Linked DNA regions of Mus musculus: region 1 is linked to region 2. A link is a loop called in an ENCODE intact Hi-C map of the cell type or tissue named here. Cell type or tissue: gastrocnemius. All regions are shown on one strand. Each heading gives the region's core, and the rest is flanking DNA. Links, peaks and the distances in the headings are about the cores only.

Region 1 (11,958 bases), core at 1,478-9,477, 280 kb before region 2:
GCTCTATTGGTGTCCCCACGTGTAGCTGGAAGATGGTGAAGGAGCCTCTCATTCCTAGAGTCTACCAACCGGAAAAATAAAAATTCTTGCCATTCAAGCATGAAGTTGAATCCCCAAAATCTATATAAAGGCTATGTATGGTAACACACATTTGTAATCCTTGTGCTTGTATGGTGAGATGAGAGGCAGGAACAGGAAAATCCCTGAAAAGTGGAAGACGGGTCAGGTAGCTTGTACATGCAACAACAATGATACCTGTCTCAAACAAGGTAGAAGGTGAGCACAAACACCCAGAGCCTCCTCTGACTTCCATGCACTCAGCATGGTGTATGAATGTCCCAACACAGACAGACACACTGGACACACAGAGAGACAAACATCTACTTGAGAGCGTCACACTAGATTACTAAGTCACCCCAGCAGCAATATCCAGGCACAGATGTTTGACAGCTTCCTCCATTGGCCACCCAGTGGTATTGAGTGTGTTCATGATTCAGGAGAGCTGCTGCTTTTTATAACCTGAAGCAGGGGCAGACAAAAATAGGTCAGGGGCCTGAAATGCTCTGGGGTCAGTTGGAGCAGTGTGTGGAGGCAGGCAAGCTCCTGGAGTCAGAGCAAGAAAAGAACTGACAGGTTTTAGGGTCATATTTTATCATTCACTTATTTTATTATTTACTTTATGGATTCAAACAGAATTATGTGGCATTGAGTGTCAGGCAATTGGTCCCTGTGGAGCTGACAGGTGAGGAGAGAGGACCACCCAGAACGGAGTCAACCAGCAGACTTGTGTGACTGCAGGGGCTTTTCCTTTTCTGTCTGTCTTTCTATCTAACATTCCTTCCTTCCTCCCTCCCCCTCTCTCTCTTTCCCCCCTCTCTCCTTCCCCCTTTCTGTCTATTTGTCTTCCCCCTCTCTCCTTCCTTCCTCCCTCCCTCCCTTCCTTTCTCTCCTTCCCCTTCCCCTTTTCTGTCTGTCTGTCCCTCCCTCCCTCCCTCCCTCCCTCCCTCCCTCCCTTCCTTCCTTCCTTCCTTCCTTCCTTCCTTCCTTCCTTCCTTCTCAGAAACAGTTTCCTATATTCCAGGCTAGCTACATTGAATTCATAGTGTAGCTAAGAGGCTGACTTTGAACTTCTGGCTTTCCTGCCTCTGCCCAAGTGCTGAGATTACAGATGCATGCTTCCAACACTTGCCTTGTGTTCTGCTGGGCAAGCACTCTATCAACTGAGCTATATCCCAGCCTTTGATTATTCCAAACTGATCCTGTTCAAATATACTAAACAAATATGTAGAAACAACATCTTCTTAAAGGAAGGTCCTATTTTTAACACACACACACACACACACACACACACACACACACACACACTCACACACACACAGAACTGAGGTGTGTACCTGGCCAATGCTCCTGGCTGTGTGTCATTCCAGCACAAGAAAGCAGAAGCAGACCTGGGGACTATAGGGTGCCTCTACCACATCGGTGTCTTCACCTTCTTTCAAGTTCTTTGTCCAGAGATCTGGAAGCTGCACACTTGACAACAGAAGTGAAAAACCTCTGCTGTCATTCAGCATCCTCAGGCCTTGCAGGGAAGCCACTTCTTGTGTTTTCCTAACCTTGAATATGGGAGCGCAAGGGAAATAGGTTTTGTGGGGAAGCTAAGGATTCCGGTTGTGTATGTCCTGGGGAACGATGCTTGTGGTGCACAGACTGCTGTGTGGTCACTTAGCAGGAAGAGAGCATCCCTATTCTGTCAGAATCTAGTTCACCATTTCATGTAAGTAGCACCACCCTGGTCTGCTTAGACAGGAAAAGGAAGAGTCAGAGTGCATGTGTTGTTCTCCCTTGCAGATGGGATCAAGGGCACTGAGACTATCCAGGCAGCCCTAACAGTCTAGTCTTGCCACTGGTGATCTTCATAGGGCGAGCCTACACATAGCAGCCGTGAGCGTATCACCCACTGACCCTTTCTTGTTCTTTCCCCAGCTTCTTCCTGGAGAAGAATATGTTTGTTTTCTTCTTGAACATTCTGCGGCAGAAATCAGGCCGTTATGTGTGTGTGCAGCTGCTACAGACCTTGAACATTCTCTTTGAGAACATCAGCCACGAGACATCGCTCTGTAAGGACACTCCTTGCCGTTTGCCTGTGTACTGCTCAGTGTCGGATGGTTCCATGTGTCTGCGTCCCACTCATTTTAGTCTGCCCAGGCTTTATCCCAATAGGCTTAGTGGCGTGTGTTTGCCCACTATTCTGGAAGACGGATATCCACTTTGAAGCTGAGGTCAGGGCTGGTTTCTGGTGGGGATTTCTTTTTAGTTTATAGACAGCTGCTGTCTGAGTCTGTTTTCTTTTACTGTAACAAATTCACTGAGACTAAGTAATTAAAAATATCTTTTATTTCTTATGTGCATGGGTGTTTTGCCTGCACATATATCTATAATCCATGTGAGTGTCTAATGCCTGCTGAGGGTATTGGATACCCTGGAACTAGAATTAAAGATGATTATGAGCCATCATGTGGGTTCTGGGAATCCAACCCAGGTCCTCTCAAAGAGCAGCTGGTGCTCTTAACCACCAAGTCATCTCTTAAGCTCTGAGAAACTAGGTCATTTAAAGAAATGAGCTTTATTTTGGCTTAAGATTTAGAAGGCCAAGAAGTTCAAAATTAGGTATCCATGCCTTGTGAGAACCTTCTGCTGCTTCAACTCACAGTCAAAAAGGCTGTGTAAAAGAAACCATATATTTGCTCAGTAAGCGCATGGTAACCTGATTTCTTTTAATCTGTGAGCTTTACAGAGCAGGTAATCCCCATTGCAATGCTTCAAGTGTTTCTTTAAAATTTGTGTTGCATTTACCTCTTTGCGTGCTTCTCTGCATGTGAGTGTGTGCACACGGCCACACTGCAGAGTGCACGTGGCAGTGGAAGAGATGTGAGTGTGTGCACACGGCCACACTGCAGAGTGCACGTGGCAGTGGAAGAGATGTGAGTGTGTGCACACGGCCACACTGCAGAGTGCACGTGGCAGTGGAAGAGATGTGAGTGTGTGCGCACGGCCACACTGCAGAGTGCACGTGACAGTGGAAGAGATGTGAGTGTGTGCGCACGGCCACACTGCAGAGTGCACGTGACAGTGGAAGAGATGTGAGTGTGTGCGCACGGCCACACTGCAGAGTGCACGTGGCAGTGGAAGAGATGTGAGTGTGTGCGCACGGCCACACTGCAGAGTGCACGTGACAGTGGAAGAGATGTGAGTGTGTGCGCACGGCCACACTGCAGAGTGCACGTGACAGTGGAAGAGATGTGAGTGTGTGCGCACGGCCACACTGCAGAGTGCACGTGGCAGTGGAAGAGATGTGAGTGTGTGCACACGGCCACACTGCAGAGTGCACGTGACAGTGGAAGAGAGGTAACCGTTCTCCTTTTGTCGGTGGAGTTCGGCATTGGTGGCAAGAGCCTTTACTTTCTGAGCTCTCTTGTCAGCTTGCAGGAACTTGCTCTTAAGGTAACTAACTCGTCAAGGGCCAGGAGAGGAGAAATTCACAGTGAGAAAGATATTAACCCACTCATGACAGCTTCACTCCATCACCTAAATACCACTCATAAGCCTTACTTCCTAACGTGGCCTCATTTCAGGAATAGAGGTTAGGACTCATGAAACCTGGGGCCACATTAGACCTTAGCTACCTTCTCACAGTACCTGGCCCCGCCTGTGAGAGAATGAAGTCAGAGAGCTCAACCTCTGGTCTCTCTGACTCCATGGGGCACTAATTCTGTCAGGGGTGGAGCCTGACCCTGCAAACTCATTTAATCGTAATTACCCTGTCATCACATGTAGTCACACTGGAAACGACATGTGCAGCTTTTGACTATGTTGAGGGTAGTTCAGTGTGGTAGGGTTCCATGAAGGACTCCTGCTGATTGACTTGCCATCCCCTCAGCATGGTTCAATTTCAAAGATCTAATGACTGAGGAGTACATAGGCCAGCACTTCTAAGAGCAATGGAGAAGGCAGAGAGGTCTTAGGGGTGCCTCTGCTTCAGTTTTGTTGCCCAGCAAGCAAGAATTTAACTCAGTTCAACCCTCAGCCCCATTTATTCTTCTGAGAGGCAGGGGCTACGGAGGCTCTTGTTATAACTCCAAGAAAGTTTGAGTCATGGACCCAAAGTAACCAGTACAGCACATTCAGAGTAGAGGAGAGATTTTAGCACAGGAGAATACACTCAGTGGTCCTCAGTGTGGTGCTGGCATTTTCTGGAGCTGCTCTTAGTTGTCATAGTCCATCCGAGTAGAGGGAGGCTGCAATCCCCAGGGCAGACCTTCAGCAGAGCATTACCAGACCCTTATCTATGCTGGGACTGAGCCAGCCTAATTTCATTCTGTGCTAGTTACTTACTCCAAATGCAGCACAGTGCAGGTCCTGCTCTTGAAAGCAAGAGAAAAAACGGTGGAGCGCCCAGAGCAAAGGCAGGTACTGACTTCTTGGGGCAAATCAAGTTGCTGGGTGGTGGTGACCTTAGCAGTGGCCACTAGGTGGTGCTGTAGCCACAGAGCCCTCCTCCTCCTCCCCCTGACCACAGATGGTGCTAATTCACATCTCCCTGTGTGGTTTCCCTTGTTATCAGCTTCTGTTTCGCTGGATCTGGAATAAGTGTGGTTTCTGAGCTCAGAGGGGAAGATCCAGCTCTGAGGTGCAGGCTCAGGAATGTTCTGAGGCCATTGGGACAATTCCAAAGTCTTGACCTTTAATATGGGGTCTTTGGAGTTTTATCTTGGTGACCCTTTTGAAATCCATTTAGGGCTAGGATTAACAGTACGTCCTTTGAAAGTTTTAGCTTCTTGGTGAAGTACCTTGAAGATCTGATGTAAATCCTTTGAGGTGGCCTCTGCTGTGCAGCTGACATGTACATCACCTTTCAGAACTTCCTGTCTGAGGATTTCAGACCTCTAGGTCGGAGCCATTAGCTGTCATCACGGGTCACCAATCTGTAATGGAGAACTTAGCTGCCTCACAGGGCTCTTGTGACCTTTATTCCAGTCTCCCCACTTCTCCAGACATGGCTCCTGATGACCCTCTCTGCCCTCTGCATTGGTGCTATTTCAGATTCGATACAAAAGTGATCCGACATGTGCATGGCTCTAAAAGGAAGTGGGAGCAGTGTGGGAGCTGCCTGCAAAGCCCAGCAGACACACACCTTTGGCTTTCAGGACAGTTTATTAAAAGTAGCTTTTGAGGCAGTGTTCTCTTTGTAGTGTAGTTTGGCCTCAAACTCTCAGTCTTCCTGCCTCAGCTTCCAAAGTGCTGGGATTAAAGGCATGGGCCACAACACCCAGCTCTGCTTCAGTCTCTGAGTGCCACCATCACAGTATATGTATGCCATATGCCCTGCTGCTTTTATTTTTACTTTTTAGTTTTAGTGGGGGAGTCATTGTAAAACAGCATAACATAGTCACAGAAGTGCAGTCAGGTGCCTGTAGCCTCCCACCCTGCACCCAGCCATGCAGGCCGTCCTACTCACTCTGCTGTTCCTGCATGTGACTCGCCCTGATCTATATTGTTATTAAATGAACCTGACTGTGGGCATCTAGGTGCTTTCCAGGTTCTCACTATTACGCTATTACAGGGAGGCATTGCACAGATGCTACTGTTGCCTCTTTGTTTGGTGACCTAAGTAACAGAGGCCCAAGAGACTGAGATTACTTACTGACTCCCAGGTTTATTATAACAGAATACCACAGAATGTCAGCCACAGTGAGGGGGTAGTAGAAAAATCCCAGCCACACAGTGGGCCCCTTTACTGATCCCTAACCCCCCACAGAACCTTGTAGAGGACTTAAAAAAGCCCCTGTGAGGAGCAGATGAACCTTGTGGCTGTCTCAGGTGTAGAATGTAGCCAGACTTTCTTCACACACCTTAAGCTGCTAGCTTTTGTGCCATTTGTGGCCCAGAAGCAACTGGCCTATAAATACAGAACTTACTGAGATGTCCTAATTTCCTCCTCCTGTTCCCATTGCCAGATCACAAGTGTTCCAGTTGTCAGAAGCACCTAAGTATTATGTTACATGGTAAATCACAGGTGGATAAGTAAGTTGGGGACAGTTTTAACAGCAAAGAGGGGGAGGTAGTGTGGCTATGACAACATTCAGACGCAGTGATGAGAGAGACCAGACACTGACAGCCTCATCCTGTTTCTATGACAACACTCAGATGCAGTGATGAGTGCGAGGCCAGACACTGATACCCTCATCCTGTCTGGCTCCTCTGTGTAAGGTTCACAAGCAGGTGCACAAGTCTATAGAGATGGGGTTGGAGTGGTTCCCTGCCTTGAGAGAAGATGCTGACAGGGCAGGGGTATGAACAAGCTTCCGAAGGAACTGCAGATACACCGGGCCTTAACTGAGTGGGGCCTGCACAGCATACATCTGTATCTATGTCCCATAAGCAGACACCTGAGGCTCACATGCTTGAGTGTTAAATGTGTGTGTGCAGGAGCTTGAGGTTCTATACAGTGCCATTTCCACATATAGCAAGCTTACCTGGAGCACTTGTGACCATGACTTACTTAACAATGTATTCAAGATTTTTAGGGCCCCACCCACTCTCCTGGCCTCTCTTGGAGCTGGCCCCAAGAGCTGCCTCAGGTATCAGAGACACGAGGGCAGTCTGGCTGCATTATCTTTCACCATGATGATCTCTAGGGTTGGTTTAGCTGATCTTGCTGGCTAGGTTCGTTCACTATCTTGGGTGTATTCCTTCATAAGGTATATGCTCTGTTGACATTGCCAACCTCCCCGACAGAGGTCAGAGGTGTGAGTAGTGCTGTTCCCCTTAGAACCAGGTTAGTGTTGGGTAGTTAGGACCTGAGGTGGTTAACCTGATGCTAGACACATGGTGGGGATAAAGGGACTCTTATGAGATTGTCAGTAGATAGAGATTAGAGACACATGCAGCCCTTTCTGGCATTCTGGCATGGTAATGTCTTCTGATGGCCATGTGGGCTAGCAGTGAACAGAAAACATGCTTGAGTCTGTCTCTTTGGGTTCACAAAGGAGGCCACAGGCTTCTCCCTGGAAGGGCTGGTGGGCCTGCGTAGTGTGTGGTTTCTTAGACAGGTAAAGGTTAAGCCGCTCTTTGTTGCTCACTGGTTGAGTTGTGCTTGTTACTCGGCGGCCTGTGCTGGCATTTCCTCCAGCCCGAGCTCACCGGTTGCACTTTGTGTTCTCTCTCCTAGATTATTTGCTGTCTAATAACTATGTAAACTCGATCATTGTCCATAAATTTGACTTTTCCGACGAGGAGATCATGGCGTATTACATATCGTTCCTGAAAACGCTTTCATTAAAGCTCAACAACCACACTGTCCATTTCTTTTACAATGAGGTGAGTGGCGCCCAGCAAGTGTATGTGTCAAGCTAGTCCAAGCGTGGAGGCCTTTGCTCTACAAAGCACTTTCCTAAGCACAGACTTTGGCATACTTAAATAAAATTTTTTGTTTTAAAATATGTGGTGTGTGTGTGTGTGTGTGTGTGTGTGTGCGTGTGCGTGCACAGGGGCATGTGTTCAAGTGTGTACATGTGTGTTCTGGGTTTGTGGGGCCAAGCAAGGGCTATAAAATTCCTACTTTGTCCCTCTCTGGTTTGTTCTTTTGGATCTCTTCCTGGACCAGGAGCTTGTTTGCATTTTGCAGGTAGGCTGGCAGCCAGCAAACCTCGTTTGCCTCCATGGTGGGGTTAGAGGCATGCCAGGCCAGGCCAGGCTTGTTAGGTGAGTGCTGGGACTGGCATTCTGGTCCTCAGAACTGGTTAGGAGGCGTTTTCAACCGCTGAATCCCACAAACTTTTTTCTTTTTTCTTCTTTTCCTTTTGATTTTTGAGACAGGGTTTCTCTGTGTAACCTCTGCTGTCTAGGCACTCATGCTGTAGACCAGGCTGGCCTCAAACTCATGGAGAACCACCTGCCCCTGTTCCCGAGTGCTGGGACTAAAGGTGTGCACCACCACACCTGACACAAACTTTTTTCTTTAATTGAACAAATTTTCTTGCTATTTTAATGTAAACTTCAGGTTAACTTGGCAGGGAGGAAAATGTCCAGAGGTTACCTTGTTGGAAACAGCAGAAACTCCATTTAGGTACAGCTTTTCTGCTCCTTGCAGTGTGACAAGAGAACTTCCAGGCCTCTCTGAGCCCCCTCCTTTGAGAAATGAGGTGAAACTATATACCTGGCTCTGGGTTTCAGGGACTCACTAGATGAGATTCCATCTTCAGAGTTGTGAGAAGTGATAAACTGGCACAGCTGTCCTTGAGGGGTCAGGTCCCTCACAGTCCTGGGAGAGCTACTCTTATAGCGCCAAGGAGCTTGAGATTAAGGTCAGTTTAGCTCACATGCTTAAAGTACAAATGGCAGCTGCGCTCTGCCTCACTGTAGGAAGGGCCCAGGGTTTTCCAGCTTCCTGCTCAGTAACTGCAGCTGGCATCTGCTCAAGGCTTGGTTCCATGTGGCCGTGTGATTGCCGATGCTCCAGATATCACTCAATCACATGCTGTTGTCAGAATTTCTGATACCATTTCCTCTCTCGTATCCCTTCTGAGAGAACTTTCTCAGAAAAGTCTGAGAATTCGCCCTCAGACTTCTCCCCATGTCCCACTGATTAGAGTTGCACCAGTCTCTTCAGTGTGTTGGACTTCAGGCTTGGCTGACTAGAGCTATTTTACTCAGTGCCCCAAGAGGCTGATGTCCTCTGGAGGCTGGAATGTGGCTGGAGGGTCTGCTTCACTGTCGTGGTGGTTAGCTGAATCTGGTTGTGCGTGGGAGACCACAGCTCCTGTTCAGGGGCCTCTTCCCAGGGCTGACCAGCATCCTTCCAGCCAACTTCCCTAGAGTGAGTCACCCAGCAGACCACGGTAAGCAGTGATGCCATCCATGCCAGCCTCGTGCCACTCACACTCACTCACTCACATACACTTACTCCTAGCATACTCTTTGGTCACACAGGCATGATCTGCCTCTGTGGGCGGATCCAGCATGAGTGTGACACAGGTGGTGAACATGTTTGGGGACTGCCTTGGAAGCTAGATGTCATACAGCCAGCTGCATGTCATTTGTGTGGCAGATATCACCTGAGTGGTTGTCCCACATGCTCAAAGCCTGTTTTTGAAGTCAGACCACAATCCCAAACTTTCTGAGTTTGGGCAAAAACCATCAACTCTTGTTGTATGGCAACAGTGAACCTTGATTTTCATGATTCATTAGTCTCTCAGAAGAAAATGCTAGCCAAGGGCCAAAAACATGAATGCACTTGAGAAAATAACATGATAGACTCCTGTCCCTGCCACATAGTAGGTGCTTGATAAACATGTCCAGGGAACAGCTTTCACCCAAAGGCTCTCCCATGTGGAAGAAAACCCAGACCAGAGTGAGGGACAGAGTATTTTTTGCTCAGGTGCCTTCTGAGTCGTAGTGGGAGGGCAGAAGTCATGGGTCTGGAAGAGCTGGACATCCCAGAAGCCTTGAGGATTTTTTGGTTTTTGTCTGTGTTTGTCTGAGCCAGATTAGTAGTTTCCACTTTTTAGATTCATACTTGATTGCTGGTCCTCAAAATGGAATTGCCCTTATAATTGCCCTGTTGTTATTTTGTGTATCCTGCTCCATTCCAGGAAGGGCTAGCTTAGAGGATCTCTGTCTACCATCCCCTCTCCTGAGCCACTCACACAGACTGGGTCCCTGAACGATATAGGAACATTGGCCACAGGAGGACAGCAAAGTACACTGCCAGGGCATTTTTGCTCCATCCTCTCAGGCTAAGGCAGTGTGAGTCTTGTTCTGAACCATTTAATTGTTTCTCTTTGTCCCCTTTTAACAGCAGAAGACTCCTAAGACCCTCTGCCTCCCTGATAATGCTACACTTTTAGTATTTCCAAATGGAGAATGGTATAACAGCCAAGACATGCTTGAACCTACTCCAACTTGGTCTTTAATCAACCAGGTCTGACGTAAATAACTAGCACTATTCTCCATGCACTGTAGATGCCAAGGACTAGGCAGAGCACTGGACCAGAAATGACCTCATTTCGTCCCAGAGGCCAGAGAGTGTGTGCTAGTACCCCAGTTTTATAGGTGAAGAAGTGGACTCAGAAATACCTCCTCATACAGCTGAACATGTAGGCCAGGTCAGACATTCTGTGTACATTTTCTCTTCCCTGGCTTCCTCACCTCCCATCATGGTGACATCTGGTGTGTTTTACTTTGGTTTTGTTCTGTTTTATCACAGTCTGACACATTTCAGAAAGCTTTGGGAGCAGGTCTGTCTTTGGATTTGTAACTTTTGGAACCATTTTTTGTTTTAGCACACCAATGACTTTGCCCTGTACACAGAAGCCATCAAGTTCTTCAATCATCCCGAAAGCATGGTTCGAATTGCCGTGAGAACCATCACTTTGAATGTCTACAAAGGTAAGTTTCCTCGTGCACTTGGGCTTCAGGTCGTAAGCCAAGTGCTGGCTCCCAAGCTCACAAACACAGTTCCAAGTTACTGGAGACCTTGCCTAGTATGAGCAGTGGCTGCTTGTCTGACAGAGATTTGCAGGCATATCACTGTTCCTTGTGGAAATCTTTGAGCTGTATACTCTAGCATTGTTCCCTGCTGCTGCCCCACCTTAGTCTATCCCAAGAAGTCTTTGAGGGGTTGGAGTGGCCATAAGCTAATTAGATAAAGCAAAACTGTCTTGAAAATTTTAGCTTTAAATTTTTGTGTTTTGGCTTATAAAATACGCTGTTACAGTTATTTGTTTTATAGTTTATCTTTAAATATGCATGAGAGCATTTCACATCACAAGCAGCAGGAGGCAGTATTGTATTCCCAGCCAGCCACCAAGGCCAGTATTAACAACAGTCCTTCCTTTCTCTCAGATGTATGTAATGCTCCATCCTGTGTCCAGTGGAGAGTCTTTCCACAAGGCCTGCCGGTGCTGGCACACAGGCTGCCTGCCTGCCTGCAAGGTTTTGGAGCTGGAACTGGCCCTCTTAAGACAATTCCTAAAGGCTAATTAATTTCCTTGTGGAAACCACAGTGAAGCTGGGCCTCTAGTTTCTTGGCCATTCAAGGGCTTTGACTTTCATGAGTCAAGGTGGTATTACTTGAGATGCAATACCAGTTGAGGGCCAGGGAAGGTCACCTTAAATTTAATTTAAGAGCTTTTTCTCAGAGCCTAATTTGGTCCAGCCAGAGATTGCAAAATGAGAGCCTGTAGACACAAACCATCCCTCAGACACATTTCAGTTGGCTCAGATGGAAAAAAAAATATACAGAACATCCAGGAATACCTTGTCTCTAAAAAGAAAGTGTGCGTGTGTGTTTGCTTTAAAATATAAAAATTTGGAGTTTTTACACTGTGCATTTCTGACTTGAAGATGTGCATTTGGGTATTCAGGGCCCACACTCCCATGGGGAATTAAGTGGTCAAAGGCTGAGAAGCAATCGTTGCTAGGGCTCCAACCCCCTAATTTGCTCTCCCAGCCTTCAGACTTGGTTCGCTGTGCAGCCATTGACCTGGCAGACTTCTGAGTTTGCAGCCTTGGCCATGCATAGTTGGTTCCACTGTCCTATGCTCTGTTTTCTCTTGCTCTCTTCTAACTGTGTCTTTTGGTTTAGATGCCTCCTGACTAGGCTTTGTCCTTCTGGGCCGCTGTCTCACCTTCCCAGTTCCTAACCCTGTTAACTGTTGTCTGTTTTTGCCTTTCCTCCAATGCCGATTCCTGTTCCTTATTCCAGTGTCATGTAAGTTATTAACCTCTGGTTTTCCTCTTTCTGAGCTTGCCTTACAAGTAAATGCAGGAGAGTTGGTTTGAGAGTGCTGCGTTCTCAGTTTAGTCAGGCCTTGCCCTTGCTGATGTACAGGCTCTCCAGTGCACTGAGTGTCCCTCCCTCAGTTATAACAGTAATGACTAAGTGTGTTAGTTGAGAGA
Region 2 (11,958 bases), core at 1,412-9,411:
CTCCCATCACCAGCTATTGCCAACTTGTAGGGACAGGTACCAGCCCCTTGCTGACAGCTTGCTCTCATATGCATTGTGCTCATACTGAAGCTGAGGCCAGCTGTTGAGAATGGTGGGAATTCTCACAATTCTCTGTTGAACTTAAAAATCCAAGATGGAGACAGACTTTTCAAGCACTTCTGCTTCAAAACTGTTGTGGAGAGACATCCAAGGTGGAACAGCCTGTAGGCTTAGAGTCCTGGCCTCCTTTCTGTATGAAACGCCTTTCTGTTGGGGTTGTATCAGTGTTGGGTTTGGCTTTCTGCTGACAACCCAGGCTAGATTCCTATTTGGATGGCAAAGACCCAGCAGGCCATCTTATGTTACAGTCTTGCTGTAGGACTCTTCCTAGTAACACTTTTTTTGTTTTGTTTTTTGTTGTTTTTCGAGACAGGGTTTCTCTGTATAGCCCTGGCTGTCCTGGAATTCACTTTTTAGACCAGGCTGGCCTCGAACTCAGAAATCCGCCTGCCTCTGCCTCCCCAGTGCTGGGATTAAAGGCGTGCGCCACCACACCCGGCCCTAGTAACATTTTTTGTGTGGTGTAGTTTTTAAAAGTAAGCCCTACTATCTGTTTGTCTTAAAGACAGGGTCTTATATAGCTCAGGTAGTCTCCAGCTCATGACTCTCTTCCCTCCCCTCCAGCCCGTTGAGATTACGGGTGTGCACTACTGTGTCTGCAGTGCTGGGGATGGAACCCAGGGCTTCCTGCAAGCTAAGCAAACACTGTATTACTGAGCCACATTTCCAGCCTAAAATGTTGATTTATTAAAACAGTTTTAGGTTTTTGGAAAGAATGAACAGAAAGTGTTTCCATAAGCACACTGAAGCTGAGGCTGTGTATGTGTTAAGCAAACACATGAGCTAGAGCCCCAGCTCTTGTGTCTTCAAGGCTAGCCAGATGTGGCAGGCCTCCTGCTGCAGCCTCCAGAGTGTGGCCCACACCCCACACTCGGCCCCCACACCCAGCCTCACCTGGATTGCCATGAGCATCAGGTGGTACTTGTCACCAGAAAAGCTAAGGAGTCACCTGGCAGGAGATGGACATCGAGGGACAAGAGAGGATGAGGACTCAGGTGATCTAGACCTGCCTCCTTCCTGCCCTCCACCCCCTAGAAAAAGCATCGAGGCCTTGAGCCCAGTTTGTAGCTCAGGCCAACCTCAGATTTCCCATCTTCCTGCCTCTGGTTAACTGGGATTGCAGGCCTGCTCCTCCAGCCTGCTTACATGGACGCCTTAAAAAAAAGATTTTATCTTTAGTTATGTGTTCGTGGGGTGCTTTGGAGCCCAAGAGAGAGTGTTGATAAATAAACTTTACCAGCCCCATGCCAGGTAGCTCACAGCTTCAGTAACTCCCTGTAGTTCCTAGGCATCTGACGCCGCCTTCTGGCCCCTGGAAAACCCTCACAACCTAGCATATAGACTTCAAATAAATACTTAAAAAAAAATAAGTCCTAAAAAATAAAGAGAGCCAGGTGGTGGTAGCGCACGCCTTTAATCCCAGGGAGGCAGAAGCAGGCGGATTTCTGAGTTCGAGGCCAGCCTGGTCTACAAAGTGAGTTCCAGGACAGCCAGGGCTACACAGAGAAACCCTGTCTCGAAAAACAAATAAATAAATAAATAAATAAATAGGGTTTAAGAATAGTAGTAATGAGGGCTGGTGAGATGGCTCAGTGGGTAAGAGTACCCGACTGCTCTTCCAAAGGTCCGGAGTTCAAATCCCAGCAACCACATGGTGGCTCACAAACCATCTGTAACAAGATCTGACGCCCTCTTCTGGTGTGTCTGAAGACAGCTACAGTGTACTTACATATAATAAATAAATCTTAAAAAAAAAAAAAAAAAAACAGTAGTAATGAATGGCACTGGGGTTGGACCACGGGGTCCCCAGGGTCTCACACACGCCAGAGTAGCACTCGACCAGCTAGCCTCCTCTGACCTTTAAACTGATGGATGTCTGTTGTGCTGGGAGGATGGTGCCCTACAATCCCACGTAAAGACTACCAGCTGATTCATCTTTCTGCATGACTGCCTTCCTGCCAGCCAGCCAGCCAGCCAGCCAGCCAGCCAGCAGTAGTCAGTCTCTCTGGCCTTCCCTTCTTCCTTCCCTCCCCTCCTCACCCTGCCTTCCCCACCCTACCTTTTTAGGCAGTGTCTCTAGTTCAGACTGGCCTTGAACTTGGGCTTTCCTGGAACTCATTATGTAGAGCAGATGAGTTTCTGCCTCCTGAGTGCTGTGTTAAAGGTGCTAACATTTTCTTTTAAAGGAAGGCCAAGTTGAAAAGTGATCTGTGTTTGACTGCTGAACCATTCATTTTTTAGGTCTATTTTTATTTGTGTGTGTGTGAGTCTAAAAGAGGACCTTGGAATCTTGAGCTGGGGTTACAGCAGGTCTGAGCATCCCTGTGTGGGTTCTGGGAACCAAACTCAGGTCCTCTGGAAGAGCAGCAAGTGCTCTTAATTGCTGAGCCATCTCTCCAGCTCCAATGTACGTTGTTTGAGCCTCAGAAAATTTGCCAAAATAGTGCAGCTGTTTATATTTTTATTTGCCTATTTATTTGCATGGTCTCTGTAGCCAAGTTTGTCCTGGAACTCCTGATCCTCCTGCCTCAGCTTCCTGAGTATTGAGATCACAGGTGTGCGCCATTAAGCTTGGTTTATGCAGTATTGGGGCTCAAACCCAGGATGTCTTAAATTATAGACATACCAGGTTCCTATCATGAATATCTTACATTAGTATGGCATGGATGTTAAAATTAATTAACAAATTAACTAATGAACAAATACTGAAAAGTTAGTAACCAAATTTATAGTTTGTTCTGGTTTCTTTATTCATTTTTCCCCAGGATTCCACATTCTACTTGGCCGTCGTGTCTCCTTAAGGTCTCCCTTGTCTGGGACAGTTGATCAGTTGCTTTTGATTGCACTGGAATTTAATAAACAGACACACAGGTACACACAGTATACACACACATGCATATGCACACACACACACAATTTTTCAGTCCTGGAGATAGAGCCCAGGGCCTCTTGCATGCTGGGCAGACTCTACAGCTGAGCTAGCTATACCTTAGGTCTCAAATTAATTAATTTTGAGGCATCATCTCATGTTCCAGGCTAGCCTCAATCTCACTGTGCAGTTATGCATGATCATGAAGCCCAGCTCCTCCTGCCTGCACTTCCCTGGTGCTGCGATTGCAGGTGTGCACCCCCACACCTAGTTCTTGTGGGTCTGGGGATCAAACTCAAAGCCTGGCTCCTGCATGTTAGGCAGTCTGTTACTTGAGCCCCAGTCTGAAACTTAATTTTGATGCAGGCCCCAGGATCTCTGCTACAGGATTCTTAGTAAAATGGTGTCCCCAAACTGTTTTACCCCAGAGTAGCTGTTGAGCTGTGTGTGGCACAAGCCTACTTTTCCACTGGAGAACCGAAGCTGCTGACAGCTTCCCAGCCATGTCCTCACGTAACTCCTGGTGAAACACCCATAGAAAAGTGCAGGCTGGCTGGAGGTCAAGGCGGTGGGGGGAGGGGCGGCGCAAACGGCAGTGGGCAGTGGGCAGTGGCTGTCGCCTGCCTCTCCAGCACAGAACTGAGCCTGTGGTTTCGCTGCACATTCAGAACTCTCACTATTGGGGGCTGCTGTTTCCTCCCTGACAGCGCCAAATGAAAATGCATCCGGAGGCTTCAGTTCTCAGCTGCCAAATCAAAGTCAGTTTATCAGTGAGCACCCGCCAGACCGCGGCTCTGGCGGCAGCCTGTGTGCCCTCCCCACTCAGCTTCCTCTTTGAAATGCTCTTTTCTAAGAACTGAGAATAAGCAACCTAGGCCGTGACTTCACTTTTCTCGGAACTGCTTTACATTATATATATTTTAAAAATTCGAAACCATCACTTAGCTGGTTTTGGATCGCCTGAGTTCCCTAATTCTTTCTGTTGCATGTTCTTGTAAAGCTGAAGTTTTACCGCAAAATTCTGCAGGAGGGGAAAGAAGGGCTGTGTGAAATAGGGGAGTGTCTGACTGCCGTGTTTTTGTTGGCTTGTGTGTGATTTAATGATTAAAGAGAAAAAGAAACCAGAGGATATGCTGTGCGGAGTCGGGGATCAGCTCTGAGTTCTGTCTGTCTGGCCAGCCAGGGTTGATGCTGGGTACCTTCTCCAGTTTGCTGATCAGCTAGCTGACTCTTGAAAGGATAAGCGGGAGCCTGGGTATGGGGGTGCACACCTGTAATCCTGACATTCTGGAGGTGAAGGCCACTCAGGGCCATAATGTGGGTTCCAGGTCCTTTGTTGACAAGCCCCTATGTAAAGAGGAAGAGGGTGGTCAAGGGCCGTGTATGGTGTGGAGTGCTTGTTTGGCATCAACAAAACCCTGAGTTTGATCCTCGAATCTCAGCACTAAGGAATTGGAGAATCAGAAGTTCAAAGTCGCCACGGGCTACATAGCAAGCCTGGGCCAACCTGGGCTACAGGAGACACTGTCTTGTTTTTGTTTTTGTTTTTGTTTTGTTCTTTTGTTTTTCAAGACAGGGTTTCTCTGTATAGCCCTGGTGGCTGTCCTGGAACTCACTTTATAGACCAGGCTGGCCTTGAACTCAGAAATCAGCCTGCCTCTGCCTCCCGAGTGCTGGGATTAAAGGCATGCACCACAGGAGACACTGTCTTAAGACAAAACAAAACAAAACAAAACAAACAAAAACAGGTTTGAGGACAGCCAAGGCTACACATAGAAACCCTGTCTCGAAAAACTGAAAAGTAAAAAACAGGATGGGGGAGAAGGAGTGGATATGCCTTTAGTCACAGTTAGCCACAATGACCTACATCAAGCAAATAGCTTTGAGCCTGTGTCTGAAGACACCGTTCAGGGGCTCCCACCTTGTCACACTGTGGGCTAGTTCTGGTTCCACCATCCCCTGCCTGACCTGGGGTTTGAAGGTCAGCCTTCAAGGTGGAGACTTCGAGGTGGTTCTTCCTTCAAAGGATGCTGCTGGTAGGCTCTTGGGAAATGGAGTTTGCCACCCCTCCTTCTGAGTGGGGAGGTCTCAAGGTTGTTTTAGAATCCTTGCTTGGCATCTCTGTCCTCCGGGGACTCACATCACACACACACACACACACACACACACACACACACACACACACACACACACACACACACACAGAGTAAGCTGTAGGAGTTTCAGGTTGAAGACAGAAGCCACAGAGTAAAGGCACAGTGCTCAGGAGCCTTGGCATTTGAGGGCTTTAAAGCTTCTATTTAGTTAGCTAGTTGTGTGTGTGTGTGTGTGTGTGTGTGTGTGTGTGTGTGTGTAGGTGGACATTTGCTGTGGCATGGGTGTATAAATCAGAGGATAAATTGTGGGTGTTGATTTTTGATTTCTACCGGGTGGGATGCAAGGTTCAAACTCAGGTCTTTGGGCTCGGTGCTAAGTGCCTTTATCCTCAGAGCCATCTTGTTGGCCTGGGTTTGAGTTTTTATTGTTATTGTGATTTTAGTTTGTTTGTATTTTGTTACTTTTTAAGATTTATGTGTGTGTGTGTGCCCCGTGCATAAGCATGAGGTACTGTGTGAAGGTAGAGGACTGCTTTCGGTAAACCATTCTCCCCACTGTGGGTCCAGAGAACTGAGTGTACTGCATTTGACCCCTACAGCAAGTGTTTTTACCCACTGAGCCCATTTGTGAGGCAGTTTCTCATAGCTCATGTCGTCCTGATGACCTTGGCAATCCTCCTGAACCCTGGATCACAGCTGTGCTCTTCTGCCTGGTTCTTACGTGCTGGAGATTAACCCAGAGCTTTATGCATGGTGGGCAGACACCCCGCCAACTGAGCTGTGTCTCCAGAGCAGGTTTTTTGTTTTTCCCTTGTTTCTCCTTTTCAGACAGGGTCTCACTACGTAGTCCAAGCTGGCCTTGATTCTCTTCCCTCAGCTCCTGAGGTATGTACTACTGTGCCAGCATTTTGGGTCCCTTGCAGGTGCTGGCATGAAGGCAGGAAAGTACTCTTCAGAGAGGAAAGATCTGGACGTATAAAAGGGCCATGGCAAAGAGTAAGTGCTAGTGTGCCTGGACAGTGACTTCCTCGATAAAGACACCAGCACAATTGCATACTTGGTTTGCGCTGAGCATCCTTTGCCTAAGAGGTGTGTCTGCTCGCCTTGCATTGCCCCAGCAGGCCACAGGGGCAAGTCGTGAGCTAGTAGGTGCCTGGTGGTGTTAGGGACAGTGTTCTTCAGAGCCAGCACCTTAATTCTTCCCTGTTGGCTCCTTGGGACTGCTCTAGAGTGGAGTATAGCACCCCCTGCTGCTTGGCCTGGGTCTGGTCTGAGCCCTAGGGAATGGGATGAGAGCCAGAGATCACAGAATGAAAAGCCACAAAATGAAGCAAAGGAACAAATAGGGCCACAAGAAATTTCACAGCCAACCACCCTGGGAGTTCTGCCCATTGTGGCCAGACAGGTGGGGGCAGAGTGGGGGAAGTTTGGACACCAGATGGGTTTCAATGGACTTGACATTCAACTCTAGTCCCTTTTATTAAGTGACTCACCTTGGGTGAGTCTCTTCATCTTTCTGAGCTCTTTAGGCTTTTTAGGCTGTTTAGGTCACTATGTAGAAGCTTAACTGAAACTCCTGAAGTAGCCCAGGTTATCCTCCAACTTGCAAAGATTGTCCTGCCTCTGCCTCTCAACTGCACCACCATGCCCAACTCTTATTGTTTTTATGAGCTATTATAATTACTATGATTGTTGTTGTTGTTGAGACTTCTCACAATTGTAGCCCTGGCTGGCCTGGAACTCACAGAAATCTGCCTGTCTCTGCTTCTAGCATGCTGGCATTAAAGGCATGCACCACTATGTCTAGTTATAAGCATTTAGAAGTATTTAGCACTTGGGCCTGAACCCAGGGTCATCCCAGGCAAGCACTCAGTCTCTGAGCCATCCCCAGCCCCTCTGCACCGTTTGCTTTCAGATAAGGTCGTACTAACTTCCCTGGGCAGCTGAGTATCTGGGATTGAATCTGAGTCACTAAGCTCTTTATAAGCAACTTCAAATTATTGTGGTTGTCCTCGTTATCATCGGGGACATGATATATATATATCATGAGGACAGGTTGCCAGTGCTTATAGGCAAGCTTACTGACCTGAGTTCATTTCAGGGAACCTACAGAAAGATGGGGGGGGGGAGCTATCCCTGAAAGCTGTCCTCTGACCTCCATATAAGTCAATGGCATGTGTATGCCCTTATATCCACATATAATAATAAATAAAATACAAGTTCAAATGGACAGACTTAGCATTATTATTATGTGCTGGGGATGAAACCTAGGGCTTCCTATATGTAGATGAATGCCCTACCTCGGAACCACATCTCAGCCCTCTGGGCTTATGTCTGACCTCTGTAGAGAAGAATGCCTGGGGTCAGAAAGAGTAAACGACTCTCTACTCTGCTGCTAAGGGAATCCAAGCAGTAGGTGACTTGTTGTTTTGTTTCATTTTGAAACAGGGTTTCTCTGTGTAGCCCTGGCTGTCCTGGAACTCAATCTGTTGACCAGGCTGCCCTCAAACTCAGAGATCGTCCTGCCTCTGCCTCCTGAGTACCCAGATTAAAGGTGTGTGCCACCACACCTGAGTGTGGCCTTTGTCATGAAGCCCCAGTGCCTGCTGGGCCCTGGGTCTGGAGACAATGGGAGGAAGATCCTTGGTTGCTGCACAGCTTGCCTTATCTCTGCTGTATGCATGCAGGCTCAGCTCATCGCAAGAATCACTTCTGAGGCTAAGGAATGTGGCTCAGTTAGTAGAGTACTTGCCTAGTGTGCGTGACGCCCAGGGTTCATTTCCCAGCATTGCATTAAACTGATCATAGTGGTACACACCTGCAGTCTCAGCGCTCAGGAGGTGGAGACAGGGGGATCAGAAGTTCAGGTCACCTTCTGCTCAGTGACTTAGATAGAGGCCAGCCTAGGCTTATAGAAGTCTTTTATTGTTTAAGTTGGAAAAAGTCCATTTTGCAACTAAGATAGTGTTCACAGGTTCTGGTTAGGGTGTCATCACAGGAGAAGAGGGCCATTCTGGCCCCTGGCTGCACAATTATCTCATAGCAAGGTTCCTGAATGCCTCCTCCCACTGTAGCATTAACCCACCTCCCCAGAGGTCATCTAGCTCAACTGAACAAGCAGGGATGTGGTGTGGACAAAGATCAGCCTAAGAAACAGAGGCCCTGTGCTGGGAAATTCAAAGCTACAAACACCTGCTCCTCCCTTCTGGCCAAATTGGGTGAGGAAAGGAAGGGCTTTGAAATCTCATTATTGACTGCACTTACCTACTTCATGCATATGTACATGCAGAGCTAGGAAGGGGGGCAGGAGGACCAGAAGTTTCAGGTCATTCTTGGCTACATTGCAAATTAGAGTTCAGCCTGGAATATATGAGACTATCTCAAAAAGAACAATGTTAGGGAATAGCAGAGTTGGTGATTGCTGTTTGGCTGGAATATTCGACTTTACCAGATGTTCTGGAACACACGTCTGGACTGTCTTGAGCTGTGTAGGATGACAGACTCATGGGGTTGCTGTTCTTGAATGTGGCTTGTGTATCTTGTGGGGTTGCCAGACACAGTGGATAGAATATACAGGCTGCCTTTCACAGGATCAATGGGATAGAAACTGTACCTCCACAGTGGGGAAAGCCAACAGACAGCCTTTTGCCAGATGATCTGGCTCTAATGTCACATGTCAGGGTGACCATAACTAAGCCCCAAGAGGCTGGAACCTAGGTTTGTTTCACTCCCGAACCAGTTCCCTTCTCTTACTTTGCTCCAGTAGAGCAGGGACTGTCCCACAGGGTCCTCGGGAATCTGGGTTGGCCCCATTACCCTGGAGAGGTGTGTGAGGACATGACATCTTCCATATGTCTGACCACTAGGATGATACAGCACACACCGCCATGCATGTAGTCACTTAAAACAACAGATTTCCCATCTCTGCTCCCATGAACCAAGTATCTCTCAGCATAGCTGGGTTCTCTGCTCAACCTCACTGGATGGGGAGGGGACCCAGAAAAAGTTTCGTCCTATTTGTTGACAGCATTTAGAACGCAAAACAATAGGACTTAGAGCTTGTTTCCTTGTCACTTATAAACTAGGGGTCCCCCAGAGCCCTCCTCTGACTTCATATCAGTATTGTGTGTCCAGCTCATCATCTTGTTTCTCAATTTCCTATCTTCCCTCTCTGGGCCCCGGGTTTAAAAGTTTTCCTTTCTTAAAGTAGTGTGGTACTTAAATTACACCAGTAAATATCTTTTCATTGGCATTTGAATACCAGGAAGAAGGTGGGTCTTTTGTAAGTGGGAGTCTTGTGTATAAAAGACTCTTAAGATCCTGCCACAGGACCTGCAGGAAGGACAACAGCATAAGGAGTTAATTCGGGTCTTGGAGGCAGTCAATGCTTTCAAATCTAGGCTCCACCACCAATCAGCAGGCTGCGAGCCTCTTGTCTGTAAAGTTTGAGCACACCGAGCTTGTTTAATTCACCTTGTTGGCTGGGGCAGACGTCCTGTTTGCTCACCTGTCACAGAGATCATAGATCCGCTTTTCCACATTCTTCAACTTGTGTGGTTGGCAGTGTGGCCCTTTAAGACCAGCAGGCTTGGTGACTCCTCCAGGATCTTGGCTTCTCCGTCTGGCTGGCTGCCCCAGACTTGGCACAGGGAAGAAATGTCAACAAAGAAAGGCCTTTTTGCCAATATGAATGTGCAATAAAACACAAATCCAATTCAAACATCAGTGCAACTGCACGTGTAGATGAGATCTGACTGAGGTGGGCTAAAGAGTGCAGCTAGAAGTTAGTTCTCACTTCCGCCCCCCTCAAAGGCTGGTGATCGAGGGAACATTTGCTGGTGGCTTCCTGATGGGAGCCCTATGTCTGTTTTTTTCCACACTCATGCTGATGCCCTTAAAAACCTTGTGAAATTATTTGTGGAAAAAAAAGGACGAGAGGCATTTTGGGTAATGGCAAAGCTGCAAAGGTTCCAACATGGGTGGTTTTATAGCTAATTGGAAAAACATGTTTCTTCCAAGTTGACTTAATCTTTTCTGCAGTGCTTGGAGCCTTGAGAGTTCCCAGAGACTTAAGGGTGTAATCGCTCCAGGGTGGTCACCCCAGTGATAGCAGGAGCAAAGAGCCCCTTCATGCCGTGCCAGCATGTGAAAGTGTTTCCAGGTCCATCTGGGGACCCTGTCAATAATAATGATTGGGGCATGGGCTAGGTGTTGGGGCTAGCAGAGCGAGAGGCCAGACTCTGGCTTGGAATTTAGTCTTTGGGGCGTAGACAGGGAAAGGAAGCTGTGATGCTGAAGGGTCTGAGATCTGTGGGCTCCCAGCCTCTGTACCACGTTCATTCCTTGGGCCTGTCACCCTTTGGCAGGGATATTTTGTTTTATTTATTCTCAGACAGGGGCTCTCTTTGTAGCTCTGACCATAATGGCATAACTATGTAGACCTGGCTGGCCTCAGACTCAGAGATCCACTGTCTGCCTCTGCCTTTGAGAGCTGGGATTAAAGGTGTATGCCTCCACACCTGGCTTGGCAGTTACCCTAAGACTTCTGAGTCAGAGGTCCCTACCTTCTCTTTCCCTTTGGGGTTCTCCTGTGCTGAGGATTCCTGGGGACAGACGATTGGCTGACCCACTACTACACCCTGGCTCCTCTGGCTCAGACCCTGGAAACACAAAGACTCGAGGCCTGTGTCTGGCCAGTGGCTGGTCTCAGTGCTCGGGTCTTAGTTCTCTTGGCTGCTGGGTTGGTGTATGTGAGTTTGGGGTAATGGTGCCCTGCAGTCCCCTGTTTCAGGATAAAATACAGGGCATGGAGCTTGCCCGTGAACAAAAGGCAGCCCTGCTGTTAGAATTTCATGGCTTTGTGGTCCGTTCCCCCCCCCCCCCCCATTCTTTCTTGAACTCCCAGAAGAGGCTTGGCAGGGAAGGAAGGGCAGTTTGGATCCCTGAGCACTGCTGGGGAATGGCCCTGCCCTTAGCTTGCTCTAGTCCTGCCCAGAGTCTGACCACGGAACTGCTGGTACGTAGGCCTCTGGCGTGGGCTGCTGGCCACCTCAGTCTGCTGGGAAGTGCCCCTGTGCTATGCTACTTTACTTGTTGCTGTTACAACCTGTCACAACCAACTTAAGGAAGGGCTTATTCTGGCCACCGTTGGAGGGCACAGTCCCTCGTGGTAGGCTTGGGGGCAGCTGGCCACATGGCATCCATAGACAAGAAACAGATGAATGGGGAGTGCGCATTTTGCCCCTTTTTACCCAGTCCAAGACTCGAAAATGAGATGGTGCCACCACTTTTAGGGTGCAGCTTCTCAGTTGAACCTCTCTAGAAACACGCCAGAGATAAGCTGACAATGAAAATTCACCAACACATGGGTCTTGTCCTGCTCAACACAGGCTGTGTGCTGGTGACAATCAGGACAGGCATGTTCCAAGGGAGGACAGACCTTAACCACAGCAAGTGTAGAGCCAGCCCTCCCCAGCTCTGGCCTCTCCTGACAGTAGTGGTCCCACCATGTGAGAGGTGGTCAGCTAGGACTTACAATAGCGGAAGGCCTGATCTCCAGGCTGCTTAAGGTGGGGTTAGGAAGCGGCCCTCAAACGTGTCTCCCCATGTAGAAGGGGAAGTCTCTCTGATCTTAACCTTTTTCTTTTTCCTTCTCACTCCAGCCCAAAATTTGATTTATTTATTATATGTAAGTATACTGTAGCTGTCTTCAGACACACTAGAAGAGGGCGTCAGATCTCATTGTGGATGGTTGTGAGCCACTATATGGTTGCTGGGATTTGAACTCAGGATCTTTGAAAGAACAGTCAGTGCTCTTACTCGCTGAGCCATCTCGCCAGCCCAGCACCTTAGTTTCTAATGTGGTGGGGACAA

What was found. Peaks named below come from ENCODE experiments on the same cell type or tissue, not always from the same donor. Only the 100,000 strongest peaks of a DNase experiment are listed, where the experiment ranks them.
Region 1: it touches region 2 in a loop (4-fold over the local background); 24 of 42 quality-filtered maps call a loop at or near these places.

The regions. Positions count from the first base shown.
Region 1 is chr16:10,561,154-10,573,111 of GRCm38, forward strand. Clec16a (C-type lectin domain family 16, member A) reads left to right here. Exons shown (of 23, transcript NM_001204229.1): 3 at 1,984-2,117; 4 at 7,229-7,377; 5 at 10,341-10,446. Among named protein-coding and RNA genes, the nearest start is that of Clec16a, 22 kb to the left of the region's middle. In gastrocnemius, for the core only: a CTCF peak has its summit at 4,530 (motif pointing right); a DNase peak (open chromatin) is centred at 4,529; H3K27ac peaks cover 3,058 bases.
Region 2 is chr16:10,840,394-10,852,351 of GRCm38, forward strand. Rmi2 (RecQ mediated genome instability 2) reads left to right here. Exons shown (of 2, transcript NM_001162932.1): 2 at 1-2,842. Among named protein-coding and RNA genes, the nearest start is that of Rmi2, 11 kb to the left of the region's middle. In gastrocnemius, for the core only: CTCF peaks have their summits at 1,768 (motif pointing left), 6,327 (motif pointing left) and 8,135; DNase peaks (open chromatin) are centred at 2,061, 3,646 and 6,345; H3K4me3 peaks cover 1,207 bases; H3K27ac peaks cover 6,890 bases.